Linked DNA regions of Homo sapiens: region 2 is linked to region 1. The links are chromatin loops, found by intact Hi-C in ENCODE. Cell type or tissue: heart right ventricle. All regions are shown on one strand. Region 1 overlaps CAPN9 (calpain 9). Region 2 overlaps TTC13 (tetratricopeptide repeat domain 13).

Region 1 (2,500 bases):
CCTAGTAGCTGTGATTACAGGCATGCACCACCACACCCAGTTATTTTGTTTTCTCTCTCTCTTTTTTTTTTTGTATTTTTTATTTTTTTGAGATGGAGTCTTGCTCTGTCCCTCAGGCTGGAGAGCAGTGGCACGATCTTGGCTCACTGCAACCTCCACCTCCTGGGTTCAAGCGATTCTTCTGCCTCAGCCTCCTGAGTAGCTGGGACTACAGGCACGCACCACTACACCCAGCTGATTTTTGTATTTTTAGCAGAGATGGGGTTTCACCACATTGACCAGGCTGGTCACGAACTCCTGACCTCGTGATCTGCTCGCCTTGACCTCTGAAAGTGCTGGGATTACAGGCGTGAGCCACCATGCCCAGCCACTGTTTAATTTAAAGGTAGTAGGGCACGAATATTTTGGTGCCAAGACCTAAAGCATATATTATGCAGGTGGTGATAGACATAATGTGAATGGCCATAAATCGCAATTTTCCTAGGACAGCTCCAGTTTACATCTATTGTCCTGGTGTAATAACTAATATTATTCCTTTCACACTCAAAAGCTGTTGGTTTGAATTATAAGCTACAAAATCACTTTAATTATAGTTAATCAAACTCATGCATGTGAAACATCTTCCTTTGTTTCTGGGTGTCAGTATCAGACCATGTAATTCAGAAACAAATAGAAGCTAAATTCATACACTTTTTTTTGTTCTCAACTCATGATCATATAATAGTCTGTAGAGCTCTATTGAACTCTCCTTCAAGACTGGTTCTATAATTCTTGGATTCTTGCAATGAAGAACAGAGGTAAACCGAAAGCATGTGATAGTATGTAACTCTTTTAGACATTTAAGAAAACACTGGTTCACAACAGTGGGCCTTAGTTGCACTGAGGGCCTGTTATGTGTCAAGTACTGTGCCTGGCACCTTCTACTTACAATTTCATTTATTCATCATAAGATCTCAGTGAGGCAGAAATTACCATCCTTGTGAGTGGAGGAAACTAAGTCTCAGAGAGTTTAATAACTTTCCCAGGGACATATGGATGGAAAGAAAACAGGACGCCCAGTTCATAAACTTCATTTCCTGGGTACCTTTCAAGCAGAGGAAAAATCAGTGAGAGACAGTTATGTGCTCCTGGACATAAAGGCCTAAAGGCACCCTGTGGGAGTGACACTAGACAAAGAAGCTCATATGGTGAGTCCCCTTCCAAGTTTTACCTGTGAGCAGGGCTAGTGTTCACGACATCTAACAAACAATATGGCAGCAGTGTGCATCGATGAGAGTGGGCACAGGCCGAGCACAGGAGATGGCATGTCTGGGGTTGTACTGGCGTGCCCCAGCACAGAGCCTTGGTCCTAAGCCTGCTCCTGAGAGAGGGCTCTTGTCCTGCATCCACTGCTGCGTGAACCCAGGGAAGGGCTGGAAGGTAAAGGAGAAGATCATGGTACCTTGGCCACGATCAGGGACAGGGTTCTGATGAAGCTCCACTTCTTTTTTTTTTGAGACTGAGTCTCGCTCTTGTCGCCAGGCTGCAACCTCTGCCTCCTGGGTTCAAGTGATTCTCCTGCCTCGGCATCCTGAGTAGCTGGGATTACAGGCACCCGCCACCACGCCCAGCTAATTTTTGTATTTTTAGTAGAGATTGGGTTTTGCCATGTTGGCCAGGCTGGTCTTGAACTCCTGACCTCAGGTGATCCTCCCACCTTGGCCTCACAAAGTGCTGGGATTACAGGTGTAAGCCACCATGCTCAGCCTCCACTTCTAACTTGATCTTCATCCCAGCCATTCTCCCTCTTTCCCTCTCGGTATCTCCCGCTCCCATCCTCCACCTCATCTGCCACAAGTGTACCAGTAAGAATGTGGGGCTTGGCATGTATTGAGCCAGTATCTTCTCATGTTACCTCCCATTATTCTAGTTCAGTGGATACTCCTGTTCAGCACTAGTGAGCTATAATGAGGATTCTCGGGTCTGTTTTCCCCCATCATGTTGGGGATGAGTAAGATCAAACCTCACCAGAATCTGGACTCCTTGAGAAGAAATAATATCATTCAGCTTTTCTGACCCAAAGTCTTCAGACACAAAGAATGTCTGGACTGGATAGTGACTGTTTTAGTTACCACCTCTCGTAGGAGGAGGTAGAGATTGTCACCTTGATCCACTCTTATCGGAGATCCACTCTTGTCCAATTATCGGAACTACCTGATGTCTTCCCTGATAAGGAAGCACACTTATGATGCAGAAATGCTAAATTATGACCTCACTCCTTTTCCTCCTCATCTTATTCCACATACACATTTATAAAAACATGTTTTATAAAGGATGTCTGATCACAATGACTGGAGCTACATGGAAGTCAGGATTCTGTGCGTTAGAACTCTGAGTAATTCTTAATGGAAGGAAATAAGGAAAGTAGAGTGTGGGAAAGCTAGTGATGCCTGAACCTGGATGTAAGGCACAGGTGGCGCCATCAGCCCCCTTAAGGCAGTGACTTTACAAAGGAGTAGCA
Region 2 (2,500 bases), 110 kb before region 1:
CCGGAAAGCAGTAGCCAGTGCTTCACACCTGCATGTAAAATCATGGTGAATGTGACAGTTATAAGTGTAGCCCCATATCTGTGTGTTATTTGGTGAGCTACATTGTCATTGGCGATGTGGTTTTCTGAAATGGTAAACCAAGCTTAGTAAAGCTCCAAGCTATATATAGTAGACTCCTTACTCAATGTGTATGCTATTTGCATTCCTGGCAAATTCAGTATGTATGAAAACTATATAATAAATAGTTAGCGTTTAAGTGCAAAACAGAGTCTGGTTCCAGGCCCACATATTGATTAAATGATAAACATGTTCTTCATCTACATGAAAATCCAGTGGGACATTAGAAAATCATACATTATGTGTGACAATCCCCTGTACTGTGGGACATATAGTAATCTTGGCTCCCAACTGTCCAATCCCTGTAATAATCAGTCTCCCATAAATTTCCCCAGCGCCCCCCAGGGGGCAGAATGGCTTCACCACAGGCCCTGAGATGTACCATATAGAAAGGAAACTGGTGTGTGAGGGCTCTTCAGCTGCCTTCCTGTGGGTATTCTAGTTAGGCATTTAGATGTCCTGTGGTATTAGGCAGAATACAACGTCAGTTTAGGGAGATTTTAATATTTTATATGTCTTTGTCTAAGAAGAAAAACAGAGTGGGCTACAAGACTGTAGTCACTTAGCATGCAGCCTGAGACGCGGCATCGCCAGCCTCAGTGTGCCTCTCGGTGTGAAATCACCAACTGTTGTCTGAAAGATGTAAGATGTTTGTTCTCTGCGGTGGGATGACATTCCATTTCAGCATTATACATCTAGCCTTTACCCAGGATTACGGATATATTGGTACTTTGCAAGGCACACACAGCAGAATATACAACAAGATATTTGAGTGTTTAAAGTGCTTAGTGGAATGTACCAGGTCAACTTCCACTGAAAGGCACAATGGTACTGTTGATGAAAAACCAAGTTAACGTGTATGTCAGCGCCCCCTAGAGGCGGTTTATTAGCAAGTAACGCGGACTGGAATTCACCAAGACCTTGGGCCCACATTCCCACTCTGCGGCTTCCCTGCTGGCTGGGACTCAGCCAGACTTTGCCTCACCTAGTTCGTTTCTCATCTGTAAGATTGAGACCATACCTAGTGCTATCAGTATGTTGTGAGGATTAGATGAGAATTGGCACATAGTGTGTTAACGCATTTCTTCTCCTGAAAGTCGTTTTTTTTGGCGTGAAAGATGCTTGCCTGCTCAGTGCCTGCTGTGGGCCTTATGACCTGTGCCACTCATCCTCTGGCTTCTGGGCTGCTGGTGACACCTGGTGCATCTTTCTGTTTCTAGACAAGCTCTCCCCTCATGAAGCAGCAGCCTCTTGTACTTTACTGTTGCTTCTCTTAACTTCCAGTCCATCAATTAAAAAAAAAAATTGGCAATATTAAGTTAACTAAATTTGGGGGTCATTTTCTGAAACCTATTTATTGCCATTGCAGGTTTGTCCCAAATGTTTTAAACAGAAAGCTAACGTCTGAAACTGTGTTCATACATTTATCACTCCGAAAGCCATTCTTAACTCCGAGTAATTCTTTTAACTTAACCGACTTATCTGTGGCTCACAGAGTTGGGTGGGTGTGGGTGTGGGTGTGAATGAAGTTCTCCAGTTAGTGGATATAATCCTGGGTACTCTTCAGAAAAATCAGTCTCTGCTTTGAGCACTAGTATGAGCATAAGTTGCATTTTTGAGTTACGGGATGTTAGGTACAACTATTCTGCCATGATTCAAGGTTGCTGCCTACTAAGATGGACATGAGAAAACATTCAAAGGGAGCTCTTAGAAGTGAGCAGTGCCCCTTGTTGACGAAGAGAACCTGTGAGCTTTTGGTGCTGAGGTTCTCTGCTGGCCTCTGGTAGGAGCTGTGGGGAGCGTAACCTGGGCTCTGTTGGGGCCTGAAGACAGGCAGAGATGTCCTTGGCCACCAGGCCACCATCTCTTGTATCAGATGACCTCCTTGGCCCTTTTTAAAAACATGTAAGGTAGAGCCAGCACTACAGAGTTGCAGTTGGGGTTTACAGTGAATGAAACACTAGTAACGTGAATTTTCTTTTTCCCTGAAAGCAGTTTAATACTAAAACGAAGGATGGGTTCACCGTGAACACAAAAGTTCCCAGCCTTAAAGACCAAGGGAAGGAATATGATGGATTCACAATCACGATTACAGGAGACAAGTATGTGCGCTTCTTAATGTGGGTGTAAACTAGAGACGAGGCAGGAAGGGTGCCTGTGCTTATTGTCACTATAGAGTTTTGTGGTGTTGAACTTTTGCTCCATCCTGAAATGAAAAGTATCAAGGTCCAGTGAGCAGTTATAACCAGTTATTTAAAAAAATGTGACATCTAAAGTATTACACCAGCAGATACATTTTCTGACTGTCTAAATCTAAGGACTTTCTAGATACTATGTATGATGTAGTTTGTGGGAGACATTCTTCTGGGTTCTTGAAGTTCCT

Evidence for each region. Hi-C counts contacts between places; a loop is a spot of excess contacts. Peaks named below come from ENCODE experiments on the same cell type or tissue, not always from the same donor. Only the 100,000 strongest peaks of a DNase experiment are listed, where the experiment ranks them.
Region 2: it touches region 1 in a loop (6-fold over the local background); 83 of 110 quality-filtered maps call a loop at or near these places.

The regions. Positions count from the first base shown.
Region 1 is chr1:230,801,778-230,804,277 of GRCh38, reverse strand. It overlaps CAPN9 (calpain 9), which reads right to left. Exons shown (of 20, transcript NM_006615.3): 20 at 2,289-2,500. The region is part of intron 1 of LOC124904546 (a long non-coding RNA gene); the gene reads left to right. Among named protein-coding and RNA genes, the nearest start is that of CAPN9-AS1, 7.8 kb to the right of the region's middle. In heart right ventricle, no CTCF peak of the experiment used is centred here; no DNase peak of the experiment used is centred here.
Region 2 is chr1:230,915,912-230,918,411 of GRCh38, reverse strand. It overlaps TTC13 (tetratricopeptide repeat domain 13), which reads left to right. Exons shown (of 23, transcript NM_024525.5): 18 at 2,110-2,219. Among named protein-coding and RNA genes, the nearest start is that of C1orf198, 49 kb to the right of the region's middle. In heart right ventricle, CTCF peaks have their summits at 443, 812 and 1,011 (motif pointing left); DNase peaks (open chromatin) are centred at 461 and 1,001.